2 separate regions of the Homo sapiens genome follow, and region 1 is linked to region 2. A link is a loop called in an ENCODE intact Hi-C map of the cell type or tissue named here. Cell type or tissue: chondrocyte. All regions are shown on one strand. Links, peaks and the distances in the headings refer to the core of each region. The heading gives the core; the rest is flanking DNA.

Region 1 (15,772 bases), core at 4,839-8,838, 260 kb before region 2:
CATCCTTTGTTCTAAGGATAAAAATTAAAAATGTTGGCAATAGCCCTCATAAATCTATGAGTGTTTTGTCACCTGCCTCATTTCTATCCCTATCTGGCACTTACTTATATATACCAGACATTATACCAGGAAAGGGGATTACAAAGATAAAAGAAATGGTCTCTGATTTCAAGCAGTGTACAGACTTTTTAGGGGATATACTTAAGTAAATAATGCTAAAGAGAGTTGCATTATTTTAGGTCAGATAAATATCAGAATTGAAATGGCAGGTTAAGATATACATAATAGGGAGAAAACCAAGAAGGATTTAGCTTAAAAAATCAACAACATATCTAAGATTCTTTATTTGGAAAGAACTATAAATACTGTCAAATCTTCACTTATTGTTTGAGAGCTTATATCACAGATTAAGTATATAAATGAGGAAAAAGCTAAGGTAAGAATAGCTCTTTTAGTGTTAGAATTTTCCATTTGCTACTAACTAAATGAATTATACAAAAGCCACCTGTAAACCTTTGTGTCAACCGATAATAAAATCAATGCAGTTGTTTGAAAGACTATATTGTATTGTACATCTTAGAAGCACATTATAGCACATTACATCTGACACTATTAACCAGAAGAATGACTTCATTGGCAAAAAAGAATAAATTGTAAGAAAGTAGGTGTGACAGGTCTTTCCTTTTCACAACGTACCGTCCATGGAAACTCCATAATTGAATCATATTTATGAAACTATTTCATAATGATTTCATAAGTTTTTGTATTGATGCAAGCTTTTGTACTGTTGATGTAACTGCATTTCTGTCATGTTTGCACATTTTGGCCCATCAGATGTAAAATTTGGCTTCTCTCTGTATGGTCTTCTAATTATAGAAATTGCCTCATAAATGTGATTGTGCGTGTGTGGCAACATAATAATTATAAGAACAGCAAGCCATTCAGAAAGAGAATTTCTGAGATTCAATAAAACAGAGTTTTATTTGTTGAAAATAGAAATATGCTCAGATTTAACAGCTCCAGAAAAACAGCACCATATTTGACTATATGCAACCAGAAAGGCACTATAAACTATTATTTTTCATTCTATGTGATTAGTCTATGGTGTCTATGATAAATGCTGCTTTCTAAAACATACCAGTCACAGCACAGCAGAGCAATAATGGAAATGTAAATGTATTTTATGAGAAAGACACAATTAGAAAAGTATAAAGATAAACTTACTGGCTCTCCTGGAAGTCCTCTGTCACCTGTACTTCCAGGCAATCCCTGTAAACCCTGGACAAATAAAGGCAATACTTGTAGGAAAAGTGGTGTGTGAAGATGTTTTAGACACTTTCCTTACCTTAGCTTTCCTATGGATCCTTCCACCCAACTTTTCTGTCTATTGCTATTCTTTTTTTTTTTTTGCTTTTGTGGTAAGATACACACAACATAAAATTTACTATTTTAACCATTTTTAAATGTAAAGTTTGTGGCAGTAAGTGCATTCACAATGTTGTGTAACCGTTACCAGAACTTTTTCATCTTCCCAAACTGAAACTCTGTACCCATTAAATACTAGCTCCCCATCACCCCTTTTTTTCTATTTCCTGGCAACCACCATTCTATTTTCTGTCTCCATGAATTTGACTACCCTAAGTACCTCATATTAGTGAGATCATACAATATCTGTCTTTCTGTGACTGGCTTATTTCACTTAGCATAATGTCTTCAAGGTTCATCCCTGTTGTAGCATGTGTCAAAACTTCCTGCTTTTTAAGATTGGGTCCACTGTATGCATATTCCACATTTTGTTTACCTATTCATCTATCAAAGAACATGGATCACTTCCAACTTTTGGCTATTGTGAATAATGCGGCTATTAACATGGGTATGCGAGTATCTGTATGAGTCCCTTTTTTCAATTATTTGGGTATCTACCTAGAAGTGGAACTGATAGATCATATGGTAATTCTCTGTTTAACTTCTTGACAAACCACCAAACTGTTTTCCACAGCAGTTCCCCTATTTTATATTTGTACCAGTAATGCACAAGGGTTCTAATTCCTCCACATCCTTGGCCACACAAATTTTCTTTTTTTTTTTTTAGAACAGCATTCTAATGTTTGTGAAATAGTATCCCATGGTGGTTTGATTTTCATTTCCCTAATGACTAGTGATGTTGAGTATCTTTTCATGTGCTTACTGGCCATTTGTATATCTTCTTTGGAGAAATGTCTATTCAAGTCCTTTGCTCATTTTTCCATCAGGTTGTTTTTTTATTCTTGAGTTGTAGGAGTTCTTTATATCTACCCCTATTTTTATTTAATCCTCACTCCTATATTGTGACAAATAATTATCCAAAATTATTTTAAATCTGAATTTCTTTATAGTTTTAATATTCATATAAAGTTTCCTTTTTCCAAAAATAATAATCCTTGTGATGTGTTAATAAGTATGACTTTTGCCTTTAAACCCTGGCAAGGCACAGGAGTCTTGGAACCTAGATAACTGGAAATAACCATACTGGACCTGTAACTTCCTTTTTTCCCCATCTTTACACTCTTTGTAGTACCATAAAAGAGCATCTCAGATATGAAGTAGATAGAACACTAAACCAAATTCTGAGTCTTCTCTGACTCAGTCAAAGATTTATTGAGCATTTACTGTGTGCGAGGCACTGATGACCACTGACAATACATAACATGTTGATCCTTTTGTAAATTGCATCTTTTTTTCTTTTTTTTTTTTGAGACGGAGTCTCATTCTGTCACCCAGACTAGAGTGCAGCAGCATGATCTTGGCTCACTGCAACCTCCACATCCTGGGTTCACGCCGTTCTCCTGCCTCGGCCTCCCGAGTAGCTGGGACTACAGGCGCCCGCCACCACGCCCGGCTAATTTTTTTTTTTTTTTTTTTTGTATTTTTGGTAGAGACAGAGTTTCACCGTGTTAACCAGGATGGTATCAATCTCCTGACCTCGTGATCCACCCGCCTTGGCCTCCCAAAGTGCTGGGATTACAGGCGTGAGCCTCTGCGCCCGGCCGTAAGTTGCATCTTCTACATTATTGATCTCAGGAAAGCTGATAACTATACAGCTAATCACAAATACCATTTTACCTTAAAAACTAAAAGGTATAAAAATATGACATTAAATTAGAAGTAAAGATATTCAAAGTTCTTAGCAACACACTATCTTCTAAGTTATAATCTTTAATGCTATGTTCAGTTTTTCTGGCTAGGGAAAGGGAAATATGTAAAATTATGGACTCCCATCTGGTTGAGGCCCTGTTTCAGTCATGTAAATGATATGGTGCCTATTTACTCCAGGATCCTTAATTAAGAGAGAGGATCATTATAAGGAATCTCTCTGTGCCTAGTACACCAACTGAAATATACAGAAAACTTCAGAACTTTAAATAATGTCTGCCCAATTTTCTTTGTAAAGTATGTTTAGACATAATATCAAGCTTATCATGTACTTTTAATGCTGTTGATACTGCATAAAAGCTCTTTTGCAAAGCTACGAAATAATTTAAGTGGACTCTGTTTTTATTGGGGATAAAGAGGAAAAGCACAAGCTGGAATAAAATAAAAATTATCTTTAAGGCTTTTCAGAACTCCCTTCTCTATGACTTCAACCCAGTAACTATGATAATGATGACCATGAGGATAATAATGACTATTTTGGTTGTTATTTATTAGAGCCTGTGCCAGGAACATAATAAATATCATTTGTTATACATTTATTATGACTATGAAAGATTTCCTATATCAAAGATAGAGAAACTGAAGCCCAGAGAAGTTAAGTAATTTGTACAAAGTCAAGACTGCTAGTAAGTGGCAAAACCAATATATGACTTCCAATATGATTGATTCCAATAAAATATAATGATACATTATATGCAAGGGATTAATTTTATATATATATAACTGTGGACTACTTATCAGAAATACCAGCGGCCAAAAGAAAATGGCAAGTTATCTTTATAGTGCTGAATGAAAACAAAAAATCCCCCAAAAGACTCTGTCAACCTAAAATCTGATATCCGGTGAAAGTATACTTCAAAAGTAAAGGAAAAATAAAGACATTTTATAAACAAAAACTAAGAGAAATATGTACTAGCAGACTTTACTACAAGAAATATAAAGGATGTTCTATAGGTTACAGGAAAATGACACCATTTGGAAACACAAATCTTCAGAAAGGAATGAATAACATCAGAAATGGCAAATATGTGGGTAAATGATAAACATTTTTTCCCCATTAAACATCTCTAAAGTATGTATTTCATTTACATCATGAAAATATTTTATTTATATTAAAGCAAAAATCATAACTTTGCAATGCGTAGTTTAAAATATATGTAGATGTAATACATAAAATAATTATAGCATAAAAAATATTAGTAAATGGACCTATATTGTTGGCAAGTTTCTTACACTTGTGTTAAGTATTTACATAAAATACTTATTTTGTGGCACTTCACAATAAAAGTTTGCTGTCCCTTGACCTAGAATAACCATGGAAAATTATGAGAAGAAATAGAGCTAAAAATCCAACAGACAGATTAAAATAGAATTCTCAAAATTATTCAATGCCAACAGAAGACATTGAACAATAACAATAAAAAGGACACAAAGAAAAACAGATCATTAAATGGGAGACCCAAATCTAACCACATCAATTACGTATCAATAATTACATTAAATTGAAATTGAACAAATGCTCAAATTAAAAGGCAGAAATTGTCAGAATGAATAAAACACAAGGTCCAACTATAAGATATTCACTTTAAATATCAAGACACAGATAGGTTGAAAGTAAATTAAGGAACAAGATATGCCATGTAAGCAGCAAGCATAAGAAAGCTGGAGAAACTTTATGTGAGTATTAATATCAGATAACATATACTTCACAACAAATAGTATTACCAGGAGTAAAAAGTATTACCAGAGATAAACAAGAATATTTTTTAACAAAAAAAGGATCAATTGATCAGGAAGACATAATAATTATAAATGTGAATAAACTTACAATAGAATTTAAAAATACATAAAGAAAAATTAGAAAGAATTAAAGGGAGAAATAGAGAAACACAAAAATTATAGTTGAAGAATTTTTACACCCATCTCACAAACTGATAGACTATCTAGATAAAAAAAACCTCAGTAACGTATGAGTTATGATAGTTTTTATATTATTTAGAGAACCTAAAATAGTGATCCAGGCCTTAACACCTTAATAACACAATGGATTGTGGTCTTTCTTCCTGATTTTCTTTTGAGTCAGATGTATGGGAGGCAAGTATTGTATAGGAAACAGTGTTGGTCCACGGACAAATATACTTTTACTAGTTATCTGGATTACCAGAGCACTATATGTTGCCAGTTTTCATTTAATTCCTGGCTTAAAATTATGAAAATTTAGAGATGGAGAGGGTCTTAGAGCTCTTATCCCAACCATTTTTTAAAATTCATTTTAAAAATAAAAAATATGTATTTTTAGAGATGGGGGTCTCACTACATTGCCCTAGCTGGTCTTGAACTCCCAGGCTCAAGAGATCCTTCTGCCTCTGCCTCCCAAAGTGCTGGGATTACAGGCATGAGCCACCATGCCCAGGCCTAACCAATTTAAACAAAGTTATATGGTTTTTAGGAGCATACACTAGACCAAAGGACAATCTGACCTCGAATTTATCTTTCTAATATACAGCACTGCCTGTTTGTTGATAGTGCATAAATGACTAAAAACGCTAAGACTGTGCTGAAGGATCAAGTGAACCTTTGGGGCTTGTCTGGCTTTTTTCAGTTGACTTTTCCCAGCTTCTCCAAGATGTCAATCCAATCCCATCATGTCAATCCAATCAAGGAGAAGGAGACAATGTAGGTATAGAGCTAAGTAAACCTCAACAACTATTATAAATTCATATTTAATGTCCAACCATGTCATACACTAAGGTAATTTAATTCTTCCAGGAGTCTATGAGACATGTTTGCCAGGTAAGGTTACAAACCAGGGTAAGGTTACAGAATGATTCTAGTATCTTTTATTTAATTGAGAAAGTCAAACATGAAATATCATGTTTATACAGGCATACATTGATGGGCTGAAAATGAAGGTAAAATTCTAGGGAAGGTCAACAATGAATGACCTATATTTTTACCTTTATTTTCAGCTCATCAATGAATACAAAATGAATAAGTAATTTTATTTCTCTGGGTCTCATTTTTTTTTTAAATGAGAGGGATGAACTTGACCTCCAAACTTTTCCACTCACTGCAATGTATCAGCACTGTATAAAGTATATCAAAGTAGTCATAATCTATACAAACACCATTTATATCAATATAATAGAAACTCAGGTGATGAATATTAAAACTCAAGTAATATTCTTTGAGGATAACGTTAATCAATAATACAATGCCACACACAAGTTCTTTCCTAGACATAGTCATTTGTTTTCTGTCTTAGGTCTCTGGTATTTTAGGTTGGATCACTGTTAAATACAATGTTATTGTGGGAAACAGCGGGCAGGGGGCAGCAGATTTCAAAAAGGAACAAGCAAATGCAGTGACATTTACTACATAGACAATTATTAATACTGTAGCGGCTAAAACATTTTTATTCTATCCTTTTCTGTCTCCCGAGCTGCAATCTATTTATATTATCTATTTTTATAACTTTATATTATACATATATGTGTATATAACAAATCAAAATGTCATCATTAAAAATTAAAATTCTGAATGAAAGTAAAAATATCCATATACTTAAGCTTATGTGCTCACATACATGTACTATCTTACATGTCTATGTGTAAGTATGCATGTGTGGGTAAATCTTTAACATTTTTTTCCTCTTACTTAGTGATGATAACCATAGAACTTGTTGCCTCTCAGGGAAAAAAATGTATAATTCTGGTAAGATTTTTGATGGTAGGAAAATAACTAGTATTATAAAATATTAACAACTCTTAAGCAGTGCCATGGGAAGGCATGAAGACACACACAGCTCTATACTCCAAAGGCCTAAAAGGAATTCAAGTTGAGTTAAAAGAAAACTAGGCAAGAGGCCTGAAAAAAGTTAGTTATTATGTTAGCTTTATTAATGTCTCATTATATTTATATGTCACACCATTTTATTTTGAAATGGGTTTTACAGTAAAAGTAATTTATCATAACTAGAGTGAAGTAAAAGTAACAGTTATAACCACCAGTTATGGATAGGTACAACCCAGGCCCAGAATGGGTAAGCAACTTGCTCAAATAAAACAATGACCCAATGATTAAAGGAGAAAAAGAACTTATATTCTTTTAGTCCAACATATTGAATACTAAACAATAGTTGTATTAGAGAATAAAGCAGATAAAGGTAATCAGCTCATAATTTATACATATATCAAAATATCACATTGTATACTGCAAATATATATAATTTTTATGTGTCAAAAAATCCCCCAAACATTGTTTGAGCAGCCCCTTTCCCCCAAAAATGCAGATAAAAATTTTTCATAGCATGATTTTTTAAATTACTTACTGGTTTCCCTTGAAATCCTCTTTCTCCAGGGTTTCCAGTCTTACCCTACATGAGAAAGAAAATTCTTGAGTCAAGTAGTCCCCTCCAAAAAGATTAATCATACTAAGAAAAACAAAAAAGACTTAAAATGTTCATCTTTAATGTGAAATGTTTTATTACTTACAATAAGACCATGAGGCCCTCTTTTTCCTTGATCTCCTTTTTCACCCTAACAAAGTATCAAAGCCAGGTGAGTTAGTAAGAATGTGAATTATGGTCTTACTATGCTAGCATATGCTAGCATACACTCACATACAAAAAAGACAGTAAGTATATAGTTCATTATTGAAAAGAAAACATCTCTGCCTGTGTAGTAAAAACTTTATGCGTTTCATACTTAGACAAAGAGAAAACTTAGAACCATACTTTTGTAGGGAAATATATTGTTTTTTAGACTAGTAGGACATATGATCTCAATAAAATTTAACTACATATGAAATGAGAAAAATCAATGATTACCTTGGCACCTTGTATACCTTGTTCCCCTAAGAGACCATCTGGTCCTCTTGATCCCTAGAGGTGAAAAAAATATCCTGTTGTTAATTTGAAATGTTCCTTTTTTTTTCTTAACAGTTATGTGTCCTCACAGATGAACATGTTGATGATTTTTTTTTTTTGAGACGGAGTCTCACTCTGTCGCCCAGGCTGGAGTGCAGTGGCGCGTCTCGGCTCACTGCAAGCTCCGCCTCCCAGGTTCACGCCATTCTCCTGCCTCAGCCTCCCCCTGAGTAGCTGGGACTACAGGCGCTCGCCACCACGCCTGGCTAATTTTTTTGTATTTTTAGTACAGACGGGGTTTCACTGTGTTAGCCAGGATGGTCTTGATCTCCTGACCTCGTGATCCACCCGCCTCGGCCTCCCACAGTGCTGGGATTACAGGCGTGAGCCACCACCCACCGCGCACGGCCAAGATGTTGATTTTATGCCCTGACAACAGAAAATAATACAGCTGGGTATATGGCTCAACCTATCTGCATGGGAGAATCAGCCCATGTTTTTAAGATTTAATGACAAATAGTAAGTCAAATGAGCACAAAAATAGCTAACACAGTAGTTGAGGTGGTTATAATATAGGTGTGTTATTTGGGTATTTCGTTCACTTTATAATTTACTCAGCAGCCAGCCAGAATTTGTTCTTAATCAACTCTAAATTAAAAGTGGCTGGATTTGTTTCTCTAAGCAGTCTCCTTAAGTTTAATATTTTTAAATGGTGCTCTTCTCTTCACATTATTAGAAAATGATAGCAATGCAGGAACAGAAAACCAAACACCGCATTTTCTCACTTATAAGTGGGAGCTGAATGATGATAACACATGGACACATGGTGAGGAACAACACACACTGGGGCCTGTCAGGGGGCCTCGGGGGAGGGAGTGTATCAGGAAGAATAGCTAATGGATGCTGGGCTTTATAACTAAGTGATGGGATGATCTGTGCAGCAAACCACCATGTCACATGTTTACCTATGTAACAAACCTGCACCTCCTGTACACGTACCCCTGAACTTAAAATAAAAATTGAAGAAAAAAAAAGAAATAAAGTTTAGCTGGAATAAAAAAAAAAAGAAAGAAAGAAAATGAGTGCTGACTGCATTGTACCTGCTATGCAACTGCTTGTCAGGAATTACTGGGAGATGGCAGGGGCACAGAAAAGGTAGAGAAAATACTACTGAAAATATTCGTGTAAATTTAAAACTTCTCAGTGTTCATTCAATAATTAGTTGCAAAAAAGCCGTTGCAAAAGTCATTCTATAAGAAAATGACAGAATAGTCTTCCATTAAATTATAACTTTCTTTGGAAGATCTTAAAGTCCTTGTTCAGGGACTTGATTCAATTCTACAGACTCTAACTGAATACCTGTGGAAAAGGAATTATGTTAAGTGTTACAGTGATTTATAATTGAGAGAAAGTTTCTCTACTATACAAATATACAAAAGACAATAATATACAGAGAGATAAGACATGCCAAGGACCAAAACAAGAATTCAAAGAGGGAGACAAACTTCACATTTGTAATGGGAAATAAAGATATTTTTAGCAGCTGGAGGTCAAGTTCTCATAGACTTATTCAAAATAGAAGAAACTCTACAATGAGGGATAGTATGTGAAAAAAATATAGAGGCATGAAAACAGATACTCAAAGAATAAAAAAGTAGTTTGTTTGGTTAGGCTATTGATTACATGTTGAGAAATATTAAGATGTAAGTGTGGAAAAGAAGACTGGGACTTATAAGGTGAAGGTCTGAAGTTCACTTACAAATAATTTGGCAGAAAACTGATGCTAAAGATTTCTATACAGAACGGTGATACAAATCTCCCAGGACAACATACAGATTTGAAGGAGTCCTTTAGGCTTCAGAATCTTCTCTTGTATCCCATCTGAGATAAGCTTTGGTTTAGCTTTATATTATTAAAAGCTATTTACTATAATAGGACTCTCTTCTTGGGAACTCTTAGGGTAACTGCATTCCTTGATCCTCTGAGGCACATTCAGGGATTTGGACAGAACACACACTTCATGGAGGATCTGTAGCTCCACTGATCCTGATAAAGCCATAGCTCCGGCCCTACAATTTCTAAGTCTATATTCAAGGTACTCCATAATCTATTCCCAACTTTCTTTCTGCTCTATTTTCCAATGAAGGACTGAAAAACTGAACTACAGTCTTACTGTGCAAGACCTTGAAGATCAAGTTGAGGAGCATGGACTTAATTTCATAGATCAGTATTTTTTAACATGTGTTATTCATTCAGCAGATGTATACCGAGTGCCTACTATAAGCCAGCATTGTTTTAGGTCCAGAGGACATGGTAGAGAGAAGAGACAAATCCCTGAATTCATAAACAAGCAAATAAGTACGTAAAACTAAATTATAAAATGAAAATATGTAGTTAAGTATAATGAAGAAAAACAAAGAACTAGAGAGTATCCAAGGTGGGGAGGACTATTTCAGATAGGGTGGCCTGAAAAGTCTCTCTAAAGTGACATGTGGGTAGACACCTAAAAGAGGTAAGATTGCAAGCTATACAAATAATTTGGGGAAGATCACTGTAGCAGAAAAAACAGCAAGTGCAAAGTTCTGATGAGGGGTCATGCTTAGAATATTCAATAATTGAGTAGCCGAAGATGAAAAAAGAACAGTGTTCAAAGGATGACTCAAGTTTTAAGCATGAAGGTCCCTCAGGAATTTGCTCTAATAATCACCCTCAACCCTCAAGATGATCTTGAAATTTTAGCCGTCTCTATTGATTCTTTTTCTCTAGCACCTTCAATGCCTAATTCTTCTCTTTTTGCTCCAAAAGAAACACAGCTAATTTTTTTTTGAGTAACAAAAGAAGAAGGCCAAAAGACTGTGAAAAGGAATGAGTGGTCAACATTCTAAAATACTATAAAAAACAAGTAAGGTCTAAATTGAAAATGTGTCCACTGGTAATTAATTGGGCCCTTAAAACTCCTTTACAACCTAGAATTACTATGTATTTCTTTGATATTTTATTACTGAGTAATTGGTAGAAGATAACAGCATCAATAGAAAACAAATTAGAAATGTAGGTTTGCTTAGGGTGGAGAGGGAGGAGTAGTGGAAGATAAGGAGTTTGACTCTAGATGATCAAGCCCAATGAAGTAGATATCTCCAAGGCTAGTGATAGAGAGTTAGAAAGTTAGAAGTCATTCTAAGTTTACGTGGTGGCAGCCATAAGCATTAAGCTTCAAAAGGCCCCTGGACACATAGTTGTATATTTAGAATTTTATTTAAAAAGATTGTTTGGTCCAAAGATAGAAAATACATTTCATTTCTTGGATAAAATCAGATTAAGTGGCTGCCTAGATACACGTAGAAAAGGCTGCATCTAGCTGGAGTAAGTCTCATAATTAATTGCCAGTTTCTTGTTTGGGCACAGAAATCACCTACTGCCATAGCTGAACTAGTCCAAATCCCACTTTTTAAGATGAAGAAACTGAAGTCTGTAGATGTTAGGTGAGTAGCCTGACTCCCACGATGTCTAACTGTACAAAGACTGAACGACTGTGCTTTATTAAGTTTATAATATTTTTTCAAATGTTAAAAAGAAATGAGGTTAATCCCGTCAGCAAGTGAATTCAGACTGGAAGAGAGGACCTGAAATTTAGAAGTTTACAAAATGAATATTAAACATTCACAAGTAAAGTGCTGATTGGTATTGCAAATCAAGGAACTCCCTCTAAAATTAAGGAATACATATAGTAATAATAACCACTCATTTTATGTTTTACATTTAAAAAATACTTTTACTACTCAAAGCAATCTAGAGATTCAGTGCAATCCCTATCAAAATACCAATGTCATTTTTCACAGAGATAGAAAAAAAATCCTAAGATTCATATGTAACACAAAAAAGAGGCTAAATAGCCAAAGTAATCCTAAGCAGAAAGAATAAAGCTGGAAGCACCACACTACATGACTTTAAAGTACACTACTGGGCTGAGTATGGTGGCTCATACCTGTAATCCAACATTTTGGGAAGCTGAGGAGGGAGGATCACTTGAGCCCAGGAGTTCAAGATCAGCCTGGGTAAGATGGCAAGACCCTGTCTCTACAAAAAATTTAAAAATTAGCCAGGCATGGTGGAATATGCCTGTAGAACCAGCTACTTGGGAGGTTGAGGCAGTGGGATCATGTGAGCCCAGGAATTTGAGGCAGCAATGTGATATGATCGCGTCACTGCACTCCAGCCTGGGTGACAGAGTTACACCCCATCTTTAAAAGATAAAATAAAATAAAATATACTACAAAACTATAGTTACCAAAACAGCATGGTACTAGTATAAAAACAGACACATAGACAAATAGAACAGAAAAGAGAGCCCAGAAATAAATCTACACGTTTATAGCCAGCTGATTTTTGACAAAGGTGCCAAGAGCACACAATGGGGAATGGATGGCCTCTTCAATAAATGATGTTAGGAAAACTGTATATCCAGATGCAGAAGAATTAAACCCTTATTTAGCACCATATACAAAAATCAACCCAAAATGTATTAAAGACTTAAATATGAAGACTTGGAACTATAAAACTTCCAGAAGAAAAAGGGGAAAAGCTCCATGACATTGGTCTGGGCAATAATTTTTGGGTTAAAACCTCAAAAGCACAGGAAACAAAACCAAAAATAGACAAATGGGACTATGGTAAACAAAAAAGCTTCCATACAACATAAGAAACAATCAACAGTGTGAAGAGACAACCTGTTGAATGAGAGAACATATTTGCAAACTATTCATCTGACAAGGAACTATATATCCAGAATACACAAGGAACTCAAACAACTCAGTAGTTAAAAAATAATTCTATTAAAAATTGGGGAAAGAACCTGAGCAGACATTTCTTAAAAGACAGACAAATGGCCAACAGACACATGAAAAAATGCTCAACATCACTAATTATCAGGAAAATGGAAATCAAAACCACAATAAGATATCATCATATCACAGGAAGAATGACTATTATTAAAAAAACAAAAATCAATAGCTATTGGCCAGGATGCACAGCAAAGGGAACTCTTATATGCTGTTGGTGAGAATGTGAATTATTACTAATTCCATAGCCACTATGGAAAAGAGTATGGAGATTTCTCATAAAACTAAAAATGGAGCCTGGGTGTGGTGGCTCATGCCTGTAATCCCAGCACTTTGGGAGGCCAAGGCGGGTGGGATCACCTGAGGTCAGGAGTTTGAGACCAGCCTGGCCAACATGGTGAAACCCCATCTCTACTAAAAATATAAAATTAGCTGGGCATGGTGGCTGAGTAGCCTGTAATCCCAGCTACTCAGGAGTCTGAGACAGGAGAATTGCTTGAACCTGGGAGGCACAGGTTGCAGTGAGCCGAGATCATGCCACTGCATTCCAGCCTGGGCAACAGGGTGAGACAACAGGATGAGACTCCGTCTCAAAAAAAAAAAAAAAAAAAAAAAAAGAACTACCATACAATCCAGGAATCCCACTACTGGGTATTTATCCAAAGGAAAATAAATCACATATCGAAGGGACTTTTGCACCTATGTTTATTGCAGCACTATTCACAATAGCAAAGATATGGAATCAACTAAGTGTCCTTCAATGGACAAATGGATAAATAAAGTGTGGTATATGTACACAATGGAATAATTTGTAGGAACATGGATGGAACTGGAGGTCATTATATTAAGTGAAATAACCCAGGCACAGAAAGACAAATGCCACATGTTCTCACTTGAAGGAATGAAGGACATACCATCCCAAAATATGTCATGAAAACACTGGAGAAATTGTAGTTTCCAAAAGGGTGAGCTGATCTGTCTCCTTCTGCATGCAGCAAGCAATAAAGATCCCTCTGGGAGGGCTACCTTCTCCATACCAGTATGAGAAAATAGCCCTTATCACCAGAGTCTTACAATTGAAGGCTGCAATGGACCTGAATAAACACACTTTAATGAAGTAACTCATATCTTCCACCTGTTTTACACCCCCTCGCCAATATATCTCTTAGTGACTTCCCTAGAAATGTTTACCACTTTAGCTAGATTTTCTTTGTCCTGTCACTTTTTCTCAAATGTATCACTCTTTGTCTAAGAAGTATAAAAGCATCTTGTTTGGGGCACTTCAGACTTCACTCTCTTGTAAAGATCCCCATATACACACAAAACTAATATAATTTGTAACTTGTCTCTTGTTAATCTGCCTGGTGTCAATCTGGTTTCCAGATCCTGCTGAAGAGCCCACTGAGGGCTAAAATGGGGGCTGGAGGTGATCTCTGGCTGCCCTACACACTCATATGTGGGAGCTAAAAAAGTTCATTTCATGGAGGTAGAGAGTAGGACGATAAATACCAAAGGCTGGGAAGGGTGTATGGATGGGAGAGGGAGATAAAGGGAGGTTAGTGGGTACAAACATGCAATGAAATAGAAATAAGTTCTTTTGTTCAATAACAGAGTAGGGTGACTATAGTTAGCAATAATTTATTGTATATTTCAAAATAACCAGAAGAGTGGACTTGAAATGTTCCCAGCACATAGAAATGATAAATGCTAAAGGTAATGAATGAAATACCCTAAATACCCTGACTTGCTTACTATTCATTCTATGCATGTAACAAAATATCACACCCACCCCATAAATACGTACAAATACGTATCAATAAAAAAGAATGCTTCCTTAAAAAAACCCATTACTTAGAAAAATACTTTTACTTTATTATTTCATTTTATAAGTCAAGACAACACAGGGAATGAAGAAAGAGAAGTTCTGTGCCCACAGTGATGATAACCACATTTAGTTTAAAAAACAACCTGAAGGTGTAAGTAATGCAGTTATATTAATTAAAGGTAATAAAGCCTAAAGTTGCTAGTTAAGAGTTTAAGGCTGGCAGAAGAACTCTAGGAAAGCTTGGTACTCTCTCTGTTTAAAGCAAGAGTAAGCTAATTAACTGAAAGCTTAGCTTTATCAACATCTTTAAATTTCACGCTGATATTGGTTATAGAAGTTATCCCATGGGTTACTGTATATGTCTGCTTTGACTTCTAAGACAAAATAAGCTTTACGACAGGCTGTAAGAAAGTCAAATAGCATTATAATAGGCACCTAAATTTGGCATAGTTATATATTAAAATAACCGTTTAAAAATATCTCATGGATATTCTCTTAGAGTAACTATGCTGGCTAAAGAGAAAATCTAATATTTACATTCTTAGGAAAATTAAAGTTGGCTGCACTGAGCTGTATTAGTAAGTTCTCATAGCAGAAATAAAAATTTGATAGCTTAGCTACATAAACTAAGCATGTTTTATAAAATAAATACTGCTTGAATTATGGGCAATAACTAAATTCATAAATGATCAATTTACAGAACCACTACTTCGTATGATGTTAACATTACTCATGTGCCTAACTAATTAGGCCTAGCAGTCTTTTCTGGCTCTTGATTTACACAGCTGAAACAAAACGTTCTATTAAACAAAAACTAACATTATCAGTGATTTTAAGGAAAAAAATATTTTGATTCTATTCTTGTTATAAACTATTTCAGGAGAAGAAACCACAGAGGAGCTCTGCCTTATCATTTGGAGTGCTTCAGGTATTGAATCTAGCTTTGAATCTAAATGCGAAAATTGAGGACTGCTTCCCCCTATATGGTAAGCATTTCCTTGAAAGGGACAAATTTCAGAATTTCTATAGGCAGATCAATTTTACTTCCTC
Region 2 (15,602 bases), core at 11,603-15,602:
ATCCTCCCCCCATCAACCCAAGAACCTCTTTATATCACTGAACTCTAATAACAGTGGCAACCAGGATTATATTCTACAAGTAAGGTATTGGAGGATCCTTCTCTACATGCCTTAGACATGTGTAGCCTAACAAAATAGTCAGACAGGTTTCTACTTAATCATCCTCTATGTGAAACATCTCAGTTAACTAGCCTACCCATGCAAACAGTTGTTAAGCATATTTTTAGTGTCTTACTTTTTTTTTTTTTTTTGAGACAGAGTCTCACTCTGTCAGCCAGGCTGGAGTGCACTGGCACGATCTCAGCGCCCTGCAACCTCTGTCTCCTGGGCTCGAGTAGTTCTTCTGCCTTAGCCTCCCAAGTAGGTGGGATTACAGGCATATGCCACCACATCCGGCTAATGTTTTTGTATTTTCCAGTAGAGATGGGGTTTCACCATTTTGGCCAGGCTCGAACTCCTGACCTCAGATAATGTACCCGCCTCAGTCTCCCAAAGTGCTGGGATTACAAGCATGAGCCTCGCATCTGGCCAGTGTCTTACTTTTAAATGATAACAGAAATGTTGCATACTTATAAACAACTTCTCCAACATAAAAGACAGACCAATACAAAAATTTAGAACAAAGACAATGCAGAGAGCAGAAGAAAAGTTGAAAAAATCGTCATTCTTATCCTTACAGAGATAAAAGTAGACATTGCATCAAAGAAACGAGAACAGGATGAAAAAAAAAAAGACTAGTCTCAGTGAAAAAACCCTTAAAAATTTAAACACAGAGGCCAGGCGCTGTGGCTCACGCCTGTAATCCCAGCACTTTGGGAGGCCGAGGCGGGAGGATCACGAGATCAGGAGATCGAGACCATCCTGGCTAACACGGTGAAACCCTGTCTCTACTAAAAATACAAAAAATTAGCTGGGCGTGGTGGTGGGTGCCTGTAGTCCCAGCTACTCGGGAGGCTGAGGCAGGAGAATGGCGTGAACCTGGGAGGCAGAGCTTGCAGTGAGCCGAGATTGCGCCACTGCACTCCAGCCTGGACGACAGAGTGAGACACTGCCTCAAAAAAAAAAACAAAAAACAAAAAACAAAAAAAACAATTTAAACACAGAAGAAATAAGAAATTAAACAAAATGTTTGGAATAGTAAGTGATGAAAAATCTCACATAAAGTAGTACATAAAACAAAGACGGAAAATAGGATCTAAAAATAAGAAAATAAAGAGCCCAATACTGAAGATTTAATATTTAAAAGATATTGAAGAAAGAGGAAATAAATATATCAGGAAGAAAAACATAACGCAGGAAAATTCCCAGAAAATTAAGGATGCTTCCACACTGAAAAGGCCTACTAAGTGCCTAGCACAATGAATTGTAAAAAGACCTGTACCAAGACAGATTATTGTAACCTTCCAAAACATCAAAGATAAATAGATGATCTTAAGGGATTAAAAGGGAAATTAAAAGGTCACATATAAAGGATCAAGAATTAATATAACATCAGATTTAAAAAGTCTGCAAGCCAGATAAAAAAAGGCAAAAGATGAAAATATTTCAAATTCTGAGGGAATAATATTTACAGCCTAAAATTTTATACTCACCTGAACTACCTGTAAGACTGAGAATAAACACATTCTCAGAAATGGAATGTTGTAAAAAATGCACCACCCAAGTGCATATTCTCAGGATGCAACTAGAGGATGTGCTGCACCCAAATAAATAAGGAAATAGACTATGAAAAATGACATAAGACTTCCAAGAAACTCCATCTAACACAGATATCAGCTCTACTGGAAGCTTAGAGAACTACTGGTCCATAGCAGAGCAGAATTTTAGCATGCAGAAGGAATATCTCCAAGAAAAGAATCAAATTTCTGGAGTACTTGGTGCGTTTGGGGGAAAATATATTTCAAAATATCTGAGATTTAGTGATAGTGACATAGAACATAAAGCAAACAGAAAAGGAGGCAATCTTGTTAATTCACAAGAAAAAAATATAAACGTACATGGCTCAGTGATAAAAAAATATACACATGGTCATAATAAGCTGAATTGTGAATATTAAATTAACCAAAAATTGGATAAAACTATATTGAGAGAATAGAAGTAGGGAAAGGAGACACAGAGAATAGTAATGTTAAGTCCTCATCATTAATAATAGGAAGTCAATATAATATTTAAACATATTATAGTATTAAATATAGATGTTAAAACCAAAAGAAGGTGCTAAAAGAGTTTGGGCAGACAATAGTAGGAGTGGGTAAGGGGAAGGGACACTGCTTTTTGCTATATGTTTTGTCATACAATTTGGCCTTTAAACTTTGTACAGTACTTGTAATTCTTTGATATACTTTTTTAAGTTTTGAAAAATCTCATAAGCATACAAATATTTATTTCTGATAAGTCTAACTTAGGATAATCTCTCACTCAAACATATTCAGCAGTATTAATATAAATAATATCTGTGATCATATAAAAACACAATTTATCTGATAATGGTTTTCCAGTCTCCTGATTAGATGTTACAAATTGCATCGTGCCAATTTAATCAGAAAATTTCTTTTAGGAAAAAAGTGTTTCTAAGTTTCTGATAATATGCTATTTCCATTTCTTTTTTTGTGCTCAAAAATATTCAATTTTCTAAAGTCTGAGAGGTTTTCTAAAGGACTTTTCTTTTTGTTAAGAACTGGCAATAAAATTTTAGGTGTATAAAATTGAAAATTATGATGCTTGCCCTGAAATAAAATAACATATTTTACATTCCATAAATGAGATCTTAAGGGTGAGAGAAATATGTTGTTTCTTTCATTTATTCCTTTTGTTGGTTCTAGATTTTTAAAAAATAAGTTCATAAATATTTAATTTTCCCTATATCTTTCTTTGCATGGGTTTCTAATATTTTGATAATAATATCTTTGGTAAATTATTAAACTCATAATGCCAGTGGCTGGCAACTGTGAAGCTAGAGGACGTCTAAGGGAAAGAGTTTTGTCTTCAGAGACGGACAGACCTAGATTCAAATCTAAGCTGTAGGTGAGCCACTTCTTTGAGTCTCAGTTTCTTCATCTATAATACCTACTCTGCAGGTTCATTATGATGATTAGAATAATATATGTAAAGTACCAGCAAAAGAGATGATACAAAATATACATTTAATTAATAATTGTATTCTTCTCTTCCTTATCTTCTCTGTGGCTCTAGGAGCCTCAATTTTAAGGAATTTGTAGACTTTGCAGTCAAAATATGAGCTCAAATCTTGGTTCTTCCATTCATTAAGCTTTTACTTGGAGGTGGTTACCTATTCTCCTTAATCTCAGTTTCAGCAATTCTATCATGGCCATAATTACAAAACCCTGTGATGAGGCAGCAGTGAAGTAAATGTACATTCTAATAGCACAGTGACTAGTAGCTCATAGTAAGTTCTCAGAAACAGTAACCGTGATAATAACAATAAATTAAGAGAGAGAGTTTTTCTCCTCTTCATGGCTACTTCAAGCTAAATGAAGTAACATAAATGCCTTGGTTAAGAATAGTTTTTCATGAAGTTACATGTGACATGTGGCTTAATCATTTCCCATAAAAGAGATTTAGAAAATGTCTTCTAAGAAATATTTTAATTCATCTATGTGATATTTGAAAGAATATTTATCTGTATCTACTTGTCAATTTGGTCAACCAGAGTACCACTCTTCCTTTTTGCCCTCTCTCTACCTTGCACATATTTCATTCATAATTTGTTTACTTGTCTTTTTCTTACTGTTATTTGATCAATTGATCAAACTGACAAGGGGTTCATCAAACTGACCACTCAACTGAAAACTTGGTTCTGTAAGAATTAATGCTTTGGCAGCTCTGTGCAGAAGAGCCCTTTGCTACCTTTAAGGCAGAGGAGAAAAACAAACAAACAAATCTGAGGCCTTGGTAATATTATCTGTAGGTCCAGCACAGTTCTAGGATTTGTCTCTTTGACTTTGGTATGTTTTTTACCTTTGATAAAGGCATTTTTTTCACTTTGATGCTACAGACATTATCTTATTTACATTTCCAATCATTGGCAATAGGATATTACACAGGAAATAGAAGATGCATCAATCATGTTTAAATGAATGAATTAGGATATACATAGACTCCTGAAACTCTATCATCATACTACCAGAGTAATTAACTAGTAGGCACAAACAAAACAGGTTTAGGTTTATTTTCTAAACCTCTCCATTTGAATTACATAGAATCCTAAGCCCACTAGTATGCAAATTCCATTTTGTTTCTTAATGATGCAAATCTGGACGGAACATTTTTTATATGCTTTTGTTGTATCAAGAAGTGCAAAGGTAATTCAGTCACAGTTTGCCACCCCCAAGAACTCCCACTTAAAATGAAGTCACAAGCAAAGCCTTTTTATTGTACAAAACTTCTTTTTTATAGAGTTTGCTTAAAAATGTAAGCAATTTCACAGACGGAAGATATGAGTAATTTCTTAAAGGTCGTATTTCCCCTCAAAATTGGTTTCTTTAATCTTACATTCTCATGGTACTGGGTGGAATTTTTGTTATTGTTTAATGTTGAATTTACAGTTATAATGAGTTGAAAGTTATGTACTTTTGCTGTCTGGAAGTAGAATTTTTAAGTAAGCAAATAAATTAAAAGGTAATTTTCTTACCTTGTTCTTGTGCATGAACAACCACCCCAGCCACACATAGTACAATAAAATGAAGAAGTGATTTCCTAGGAAAAGAAAAAAGCATTTGGGAAAAACTTACTAGTTGGACATTTACAACCATATAGAATCCAAAACAGTCTATGCAAGATTAAGAATTAAGCAATTATTTTAAATAGCATGATATTTTAATATTCATAGTGGTTAAGACCAAAGGCTCTGAAGTGAAATTCCAGTTTTGCCACTTACTATGTGACTTGGGCACATTTTTAATCATTCTATGCCTTAGCTGCTTTATCTGTTAAACCTATCTCATAAGATTTTCTGAAGATTAACTTAAAAACTTCATGTAAAGCACAGAAAACAGTACCTGGCACATAGGAAACATTCAATAAATATGAACTAGTATAGGTGGTATTATTATCATATATTATGTTAAATTACCATATATGCAATTTCATACAAAGTAATAGAAATTTCCACAAAAATAACGCAAATTACAGTTGCTTAACTATAGTGATTATAAGTTAATGGAACCAGCTATTTATTTGTTTAATGGTTATATGTGAAAGCCATTTGAATATCATACTTAAATCACTCGTACTAGATTCATGATTTTTTGGTTTTGAAAATAGCAATGGCCTGTAGATGTCAACATTGAGCATTTTGATTAGTAGTAGCTATGAGCACAATACCCAATCACTACAAATTAAAATGTCCATTAGTATTGATAAGCTATCTAAGCAAAAATGTTTTGTGACATTGCTAGTATAACCAAACTTTTAATAAATTTTGTTGAACATTCTTCATAATTGGCTGTATCTACCTCCAAAATGAAAATTACAGAAATAATTTTGAAGAGAGATGATAAGCATGCTGAAAACAATACTTCATTACCTAATTTTGCTAATATAGACCCTGATTCTGTTTTTGATTCTAACCCAGGGACTGTTCAAATGATGTATTTGTAAAATGCAGTTCCGCAAGGAGTGATTATGGAGCTGTCTATAAACCATTAATTCCCTTTTATTAAATTCCTGATGTACTAGTAGTAATTGGTACATTTTCTATTTATTACTAATAAGATGTTTTTTACCTTTACCAACTAGTATAAGGAGCATCTTAATGTAAGAAAGATGATCTTTTTACAAAGCTTAAGCCAGCAAATATATAATTCGACTATTTATAATGGAACACAAATTTCATTTGTATTAAAATGGTATTTATCCTTTGTTAGTAATTTTAAAATTGAACATTCTATGGCCGTACTCAGTCCAGAGCACAGCTCTTATAAGACAAGGTTTCGATAGAATACTTAACAACTGTCACTAACTCTACAAACAGATCAACTGAATCATTGCAGAGATTTCAGCTGATATGGATAAATAACTAAACCATATATTCTAATGAGGCCTATGAAACATTCTTATATATGGCATTATTCATGTAGATGGATGGTTCCCAAATGTTAGACTCACCTGAGGAACTTGTAAAAAATGCAGATTTTGGGCCCTGACACAGAGATTATGATTCAAAAATTTGCGATGGATATGCAGGATGCATACATTTTAACTAGGTGATTCTAGTGCAGATTGTACGTGTGCCAAACTCTGAGAAAAAACTATTTAGAACATTCACTGTGTTTATATTTACAATGTTATTAAAATACATCTAAATTGATTTTACTTTTGCTTAAATCACATATATCTAATTTTATAACATGACATGACCCTAAAATATTATTTGGCCCTTTTAAAATCCTTTCCTACTGCACTAGGTCAGTGGTTTTCAAACTTTAGTGTGATCAGAATCGCATGAAGCACTTGTGAGCAATCACTGGGCCTCACCCCCAGAATTTCTAACTAAGTATGTCTGGGGTGGGGCTCAAGAATATGCATTTATAACAAGTTCCTGGGTGTACTGACGCTACTGATCTGGGACTACATTCTGAGGACCACTACTCTAAAATAAATGACCCTCAAGAGATGATATAAAGTCCTCCTGTTTGGATCTTTTTACCCCTTGGCTGCACACTGGAATTACCTGGGGAGTTTTGTTTTGTTTTTGTTTTTGTTTTTGCTTTCTTGAGATGGAGTTCGCTCTTTGTTACCCAGTCTGGAGTGCAGTGGAGCGATCTCAGCTCACTGCAACCTCTGCTTGCCAGGTTCAAGCAATTCTCCTGTCTCAGCCTCCTGAATAGCTGGAATTACAGGCGCCTGCCACCACACCCGGCTAATTTTTTTTTTATTATACTTTAAGTTTTAGGGTACAAGTGCACAATGTGCAGGTTAGTTACATATGTATACATGTGCCATGCTGGTGCGCTGCACCCACTAACTCGTCATCTAGCATGAGGTATATCTCCCAATGCTATCCCTCCCCCTTCCCCCCACCCCACAACACTCCCCAGAGTGTGATGTTCCCCTTCCTGTGCCCATGTGTTTTCATTGTTCAATTCCCACCTATGAGTGAGAATATGCAGTGTTTGGTTTTTTGTTCTTGTGGTAGTTTACTGAGAATGATGATTTCCAATTTCATCCATGTCCCTACAAAGGACATGAACTCATCATTTCTCATGGCTGCATAGTATTCCATGGTGTATATGTGCCACATTTTCTTAATCCAGTCTATCATTGTTGGACATTTGGGTTGGTTCCAAGTCTTTGCTATTGTGAATAACGCCGCAATAAACATACGTGTGCATGTGTCTTTATAGCAGCATGATTTATAGTCCTTTGGATATATACCCAGTAATGGGATGGCTGGGTCAAATGGTATTTCTAGTTCTAGATCCCTGAGGAATCGCCACACTGACTTCCACAATGGTTGAACTAGTTTACAGTCCCACCAACAGTGTAAAAGTGTTCCTATTTCTCCACATCCTCTCCAGCACCTGTTGTTTCCTGACTTTTTAATGATTGCCATTCTAACTGCACACCCGGCTAATTTTTGTATTTTTAGTAGAGACAGAGTTTCACCATGTTGGCCAGGCTGGTCTCGAACTCCTGACCTCAGGTGATCTGCCTGCTTCAGCCTCCCAAAGTGCTGGGATTACAGGCATGAGCCACCATGCCTGGCCCACCTGGGGAGTTTTAAAAACTAATAATTGGATCTTTCTCTCCTTGCCCCACAGAGATTCTGATTTTAATGTGTCCATAACACAGGCATTTTAAAACATTTTCCACTGATTCTAATGTGCAAACAAGGTTGAGGACCATCACGCAAGATTAAAATGATGTGTGGGCTCTCCAGGATGTATCCTAATATGATTTAGAGCTTGAGTAAGGAGGCTATTTACCTTTCAAATTTATGTTTCAACATATAACTGGCAGGATACATATCAGCGAGACTAGAAAACTGCTTACTTAGGATTACAGTCAATGAAGGATAGTGCATCTCAATTATGCTGTCTTAAGTATAAAGTTGAATGTGAATGGAAGCATGTCTCACCTGCCCAAGGTAATCAGCCTCACTCAGATGCATAGAAACAACCCAACAGGCACTTTTCCCTTAAAAATAACTAATGACAAGTACAACAGCCAGCACTACTCATTTAGCAATTCAACAAACTCATAAACTTCCCCAATGACCTCAGTGGAGAAAAATGGAAATAAACATGTTAACAAGTCCATTCCTGGTGTGAGGCAGGAAAACCTGAGCACATCAAGCATCATTCTTTAGACAGGTGATCCTAGGGGATTATGACAAACCAGTTGAGCCATACCTTGCATAAATGTACCTGTGTATGAAAGCTGATGACTAATGGACTGGTAGAGATCAATGACTGAAATAGATTCTCTTTCTCTTTGTCTAGTTACAACCAAAACAAATAGCGAACTGAAAAAGAACAGGTAAAGTTTCTTACAATGCATTCAAGACCCTTATTATTTAGCTTCAATTTCCTTTTTTAGCAGTATGGATCCCACTACCCCTGATATCTCCAAAGTTCCAGCCATACAAAGTTATTCTCCATCCACTGGAAAGACCTTGTATATGTCTGAAATGCCCTACCAGTCTCCACTTACCATTCTTAAGTACACCCAAAGCCTAATTAAATCAATACTTGCTCCATGAAGTTTCCCATCATCTCTAAAGGGGAATGAATCTTTCCCCCACCTCTGTACTTTTGATACATTAATTGTGACTTTGTTATACTCCTATAAGTCCTACCTTTTATGAAAGTAAATATCTGAGCAAGCAGCAGGTCTTCATTTTTACCTCTAGTGTACCCATGTGTTACATGAAATTGACAGTAAATACTTTTTAAAAGGAAATGATCAAAAGTATTATCTCCCAATGACTGAGGAATTCACTTTTTCCTTATGGACTTGATTCTTTTAACACTTGGAAAAAATAAAATAAAATACAGGCAATTTTAGTTAGATGTCCAAAGAAAGAGAAGGGAAATAGAATTTTTTAAATCTGCTATGGTAGCATATATGGTAGCCTTCTTCTTTTTTTTCTTAATTTTCATTTTAGCTTTCTTGTCTCTGAAGTGGGTACAACAGAGAAAGGATGAAGTTTCATTGACATAGTCAGTTTGATAAAGAGCCAAACCATTATTGTATATGGGTATTTAATGAATCCAAGATTCTTGGGAAATGTCTGATGGACTAGGTTTGTTTGTTTCTTTGGATTTTCCTCCTTATGATGTTACATTTATTATACATTTCCTCAACAAATAAAACTTATCAAGTTTCCACATTAGCAGTAGATGGTAGAGTCCTCTATGGAAGCAGCTGTTCTTTGTCCTTCTGGGTCTTAGCTGACTCATCTATCATGTGATGACATAATACAAATTTTATGTTTTTGTGTTTTACATTCCAAATGTAAAATCCTATAATTTGTGTGTGTGATGGGATCACATTAGTATACTGGCATTAAAAGACAAAAAGCAAATTACTTAGCAAAATGTTATATATATAGGTGTGTGTGTGTGTGTATACACATACATATATATAAAGGGTTTGTATATATGTGTGTGTGTGTGTGTATACACATACATATATATAAAGCGTTTGTTATTTAACCACAAAACTGTAACGGTCTTCCTATAGTTTTGGTCCAATACTATTTAAGTAACCTAAAATAGTCTACTAAGTTGTTAATTCATTCATATATTTAGTTTACTCCCACAAACAGTCTAGTTGGTATATTAAACATGAACAATTTTTGAATATTCAAAACATGTTTGTTTTCATTCACTGGTTTGTATATGTGGACCATGTGTCACTAATACAAAGTTATAGAGTTATAGTTACTCAGACATTTAACAAAATCAGACCATATCCAAAATAAATCAACAATATGGTAACAAACACTTCATAAAGGCTCAAAAAATATAACCCAAGATATTGATAGCTAACAAAATAAGAAACACTCTGCATGAGTCTGGCTGCTAGTCACATTTTCACTTTGACACCAGCAACAGTCCAAACATAACCAGACATGTGAGGGTAAAGGCCTAAAGAGGATAAGACAGAAAATAGATATCCAAAGACCATACTCAGAACATGTAAATGACTAATACCCATTCCAGGCATCGTTCCTAGATGATTCTTAGAGCTATTCAACTTCCTCTTTATTCAAAAGATCCAAGTTGCTTTAGGGGAATCCGAGGGATCTTTTGCTTAGGGTACCCCTGAGACTCTAAGGTATTATAACTTATGTCTTCAGGCTACTGATGCTCACTTCTACATAGATTCAATTTATAATAGTGGGAAGGACTTGTGAAATCTTGTGAATAGACAACTTTTTATGAGTTGGTGGCCTTCTTTTAAACCAATTGAAAATGGTGAACAAATCTGAAAGACACACACACGTGATATACATCAATAATTTCAACAATTTCCACCACGCTACGTTTACATGCCAAAAACTTCTCTAAGTCATGACAGCTTTACAGATTTTGCTCTTTACTAGCTACTAAGATCGAGAAATAGTAAAATTTCTGTTCTTTCCTCTCAAAATAACTGAAAAAAGAGTTTTCATCACAGCAGTGGACATAAAGTTGGATGATTCAGGGAGCAAAGTAGTACTGTCACTAACTTACTTGCAATTAATTTTTCAGACTATTAATTCAACTCAGGTGGTAGTTATATAGCTAAACCAGCATGAAGCATACTACAGGTTGAGCACCCCCAATCTAAAAATCCAAAGTCCTAAATGCTCCAAAATCTGAAAGGTTTTGAGGGCTGAAATGATGCCATACTGGAATCATTTTACACCTGACTTTATGGGTCACAGTCAAAACTTCATTTCATGCACAAAATTACTAAAAATATTATATAAAATTAACTTCAGTCTATGTGTATAAGGTATATATGATACATAAGTGAATTTCATGTTTTGACTTGGGTCCCATCCCCAAGATATCTCATTATATATATGCAAATATTCCAAAATCCAAAAAAATTCAAAATCCCAAACACTTCTGGTCTCAGGCATTTTAGATGAGCAGTACTCAACCTGTAGAGCTTTTGGTTAAATTCTAAGCATTCAAGCAATTCATGCAGTGCAAGGGAGATAAATGCTTAAGAACTTCATTTAATCAAAGTGTCTAGAGTCCAGTCAGTAGGAGGGAAGAAAAATACATCTAAACTAGTCTGTCCTAGTAATACCACAGAGAATGTTAAACTATTGCCTAGCTTAGTAAAGTTCCTGGCACATACTAGTGTTAGATAAAGATTTTCAAGTGAACTAATGAATCAGATAATCTTCAGTCAATGAAAGTATCAGGTGGTCTTGAGTTTCAACAAATACATAACTTATCTAGCATCTTCTACCTATACACTCATCCCAAAATCAAGAAAAGTCAAGTCTCCCCAACCTCTGCTTGTTAAACATGGTTTAAAGGCCTTTCCAAATCTGGTCTCTGTTTATCTCTCCAGCTCCAGCTCCAGTCACTGCTTCCCTAGAATGTGTACTCCAACCAACTTCATTTCTTTCAGGCCCTCAAATGCACTGTGCTGTCTCACTTCTGAGCTTTTTATTGTTCCTTCTGTCTGGTAAATTTCATGTTCTTTTCAGTAAGGTCTCAGTCTAGATTTCATTTCCTTTGGTTACCTTTTCCTTCCAGTATTATCCTTTCCTCCCCTACCCACCCACCCAAGACTGCTAGGTGCCCCTCATGTATATATCCTCCTCTCATTTCGTTATACTTGGTTGTTTCATTTGCTATTTCCTTTATTAGACTGGAGAGCAGCAACTGTGGATCTGTCATACTCAATCATTGTATCTCTGCTGCCTAGAACCACACTGGGCCCATAGTTGGAGCTCAGTAAACATGTGTTGAATAAATACGTTAATGAATGATGAATAAATGAATGACAGAATAATGTTAGCCTTTTATGAGAATGAAAATAAAATTGTCTTTACTTCTCATTAGAGTTACAAATTCTAAAATAAGTCATAGTTGGAAGGCATGGCAAGGAAACTAGCACAGCTATTCTAATTCCCATAATAACATTTACTTTTATTCTGCCGTTCACAAATTACCAAGTAGAATGTCTAAATGACACTCAAAAGTACTTTCCATAAATTAGATTTACTCTCCCTGAGACATCAGCTTATTTTAAAAATTTATTTGAACACAAATATAACTAAGCAACTTTAAAAAATAGAATTTCGTGCCATCTAGGAAATAGATCTTTATATTCCAAAATTCCTTTTTGGTTATAAAAGTCTTTAATTACCATAATAGCCTGCCTCAGAGACCTTCTGATAATATGTCAAATTAAGGTATCTAAAGCTGACTTTGAGATTTCATTAATTTTATTAATTCTACAAATTCACGTTAGGCAACCCATATAAAAGACCCCACAAAAGAAAGTGTCGTAAAGATCCACTTTTAAACTGGAACTGTTTTTGGGTGACTAATAAGAACTGTGATTTTAAAAAGCGCTCCCTCTCTTACAAAACATCACCACAAAAGGAAAATAAAACTCAGGGATTTCATCAGAGACTCTAAGGTTTAATTCAGTGGCCTGACATTATAAATCAGCTACTTCTTCCAAATCCAGCCCCCCCGCCCCACCCCGCCTCAAACTCCGAAGGGTTGGTGGCATTATTTTTCAAAGGGAAAAATTCCAAATTATTTATGAAAATTGGATTTTCTAGAAACAATTTTTTCAGTCCAATCATTAGCTATCTTTCCCAAGTTTGCATGTGTGGTTGGAGCTGTGAGTTCTGTAATCTGATGTAATTATGAATTACCCTTAATTCTCTGCAGCCCATCCCCAGTGGCCCCTGTAACAGAACAAATTGGATATTATGAGATAACCAAGGGCTGCAAGGCCTCTGGTGGTCATGGGAGACAAACACCTTCATCCAGAACCTGCTACTTATCCCCATGTCTCTGCACAAGGGTTCTCTTCCCATTCCACGTTTTATAATTTTTCTTCAGAAGTTCCTCCGGTGCAATCCATTCTATTTGGTTTCTCTGCCTCCCTCCCCCCAAATCATCTGGACCCAATTTACAAACCCCAAACTGCCCAAGAATTTATGCAGGGCCTTTTCTGGGAGCGTCTGGAAGGGAAGTGTAAACCAGACAAGACAAAACCCAGGAGCAGATCTGCTTTAACTCCGGTGGTTGGTCACAACTACCAAGGGGAGTGTTAGTCACCAGCGTGGGCCTCGCGCGGTGGCAGAGGGAAAGCCCTCGGGGCAGGAGCTGCAGGAGGGCCGCATGCGGAGGCTGGCTGGGCAAGAAGTGGAGGGCCTCACTCCGCCTCTCCTGGAGTCTCCAGGCTGGCAGGGCTAGAGCCTCTCTGCATCCGCCCCTGATCAGCGGGAAGATCTGTCAGTTCCGCAGGATCGGCTGCAACCCCCGACTCTCCAGGCTGGTCCACACAGAGGGATGTTTATCGAGAACAGTGGCGGGAAATCTTCTGCCTGGGAACCCCATGCGACCTGCGTGAGCCGCTCTGAGAAGGCAACCCGCAGAGCTTGACCTCTACTCGCTCCAGGGACTCCCCAGCCTCCAGCACCCCGCTGCCCGCACGGGGTTGAGGAGATTGGGAGGTTTCCTCTTCACTGTTGCATGGGGATGGGGGTGTGCGGGGAGGTGCATGTGGTCAGCTGGGAAGCCCAGCAGCGAGGCTTCCAGGGGTCGGAAGAGAGCGCGCGCGCGAGCCCCAGCCAGGCTGGGCTGCACGCGGCTGGGAAGCACATGTTCATACAAACACGACCACAAGGCGCTCTTTCTCCGCACCCTGCCTCCGCCTGCCCTCAGCTGACACGGTCAATTCTGTTCCTTGCCCTCCTCCCACCTAGCCTCCTGAGGGGCAGCCTCTCTGCAGAAGACTTCCACAGCCGCGTTCACCCTTCTCGCCCAGGGGCCAGAAGCAAACTTGTGTAACCCACTGACCTCTTCCAGGGGGACCAGGGCATCCAGCCAAAGCCGCGCAACCCCTGGTCCGAGCCCTTTTCCCAGGGAAGGCATGGGAGCAGGTACAGCGCCCAAAGGGGAGGTGGGGTGCCCGTCAGGACCCGCCCAAAACCTCCGCAGGAGGGGCAGGCCCGCCCCCGTGTCCTGCTCCCCTCCCCAGTCCCCGCCGCGAGTGCCACTTCCCCAGTGACAGGGCAATGATCAGGGCGCAGCCTCGGCTCGGATGGGCAACGTTTGTTGGCCTTCTAACCAGAGGGGATTGCCTCTGAGCCCGTGGGTAAAACAACCCCCCGACGCCCGAGGTTCTGCAGCCACCCCCTTCCCCCCGCTGGCGACCCTTCCTCACGCCTGAGTCCAGTGGTCCAGGCTGCGCACACTGACCCTGGGGGACCTCTAGCGTCACAGCAATCGCCAGGCTGGACGCCCTGAGAAGCACCTCGGGGAAGCAGGACCTCGACAGGGCCCTGCGGGAGGAGAAGGGGAGGAGGGCGCGAGGGCGGCGGGAGCTGGAGCCAGAGAGATCGTCGGAGCCCAGCTCTGGAGCTTAGGGAGCCGCTGCCCTGGACCTCGGGACTCGCGCCAGCGAGCTTTTCCTCTCGAGCCAAAAGATCGCTTTAGCATAAACTGTCTGAGATCTGCTGGCACGAGGCATCCTTTCAAACACGGTATTTTGCAAGCTGAGAAGACAAGGGGAAGATACCGCGGGTACTCGGCCGCTCCTAAAGCCAAAAAGTGCCAAGGAGCCGGACTTCAGATCTCCATCAGGCTCAGCAGAACCAGGGGGTGGAGAGAGGGGTTGGTCTAACCCCTACCCTACCCGGCGGGTGGGCTACTTACGTTTTTGCCGTGGGGGAGACTTTTCCACGCCTTGTTCTGTGGGCTCTTAAATGCATTTGTATGCATTTGTCCGTGCAGCAAAGCGCTAACGGAAAACAGAAGCCAACTCTGAACTGCTTAGGGTGCAGGTACTGTCCATGAAAAAGGGAAAAAACAATCACATGAAAACCATGCTTCAAACCCGCAACAAGAAAAAAAGGAGGGGAGGGGGTGAAGTCGGGAGGAGGTAGGAAATAGCACCCGAAGGGGAGGACAGGCTTCCTAGCTCTCTGGCTCGGTAACGAACGAGCCCAGGGTTGCGCTCCCCGGGGAGGGCGGGCGAGGAGGTAAACCTCACTGGGAGGCCTCGGGGCGCCGGCGGCAGCGGGAGCCGGGCTGCTAGTGCAGCACTCAAGTTCACTTGCGGTTCAAAGGCGACTCTGTGACTCCAGTGGAGTCCTCTGCTTTGGGCCTGGGAGGAGAAAGGGGTGGGGGTAGGGAAGGAGATGAAGTGGGGGAGGAAGTCCTTGGAAACAGCCCGCGCCCGAACGTTTGTCAAACAAGCACACACACCCACTTCGGAAATCAAGTCGGTGCGAGGGGGCCGGTGGCAACTGCAGGCGCTCGGCGTTGACTGCCGCCGGCTGCTTTGCCTGGAAGAAGAGGAGCCAAGCAAATCCGGCCGGTGTTAAATTTCACCGCTCACTGACTTGCAATGACATCACCAAACACTGCGCACACCTCCCCCTC

Evidence for each region. Hi-C counts contacts between places; a loop is a spot of excess contacts. Peaks named below come from ENCODE experiments on the same cell type or tissue, not always from the same donor. Only the 100,000 strongest peaks of a DNase experiment are listed, where the experiment ranks them.
Region 1: a loop joins it to region 2, with 2.2 times the contacts of the local background. A loop is called at or near these places in 3 of 110 quality-filtered maps.

Annotation. Positions count from the first base shown.
Region 1 is chr1:85,888,336-85,904,107 of GRCh38, forward strand. It overlaps COL24A1 (collagen type XXIV alpha 1 chain), which reads right to left. Exons shown (of 60, transcript NM_152890.7): 29 at 8,021-8,074; 30 at 7,686-7,730; 31 at 7,523-7,567; 32 at 1,225-1,278. Among named protein-coding and RNA genes, the nearest start is that of ZNHIT6, 190 kb to the left of the region's middle. RefSeq lists an enhancer at 8,323-8,822. In chondrocyte, for the core only: CTCF peaks have their summits at 6,530 and 6,744; no DNase peak of the experiment used is centred there.
Region 2 is chr1:86,141,468-86,157,069 of GRCh38, forward strand. It overlaps COL24A1 (collagen type XXIV alpha 1 chain), which reads right to left and starts at 15,305. Exons shown (of 60, transcript NM_152890.7): 1 at 14,874-15,305; 2 at 4,652-4,716. The coding sequence starts at 14,929. RefSeq lists an enhancer at 11,431-11,600 and a cis regulatory region at 11,516. In chondrocyte, for the core only: no CTCF peak of the experiment used is centred there; DNase peaks (open chromatin) are centred at 13,504, 13,924, 14,294 and 15,464.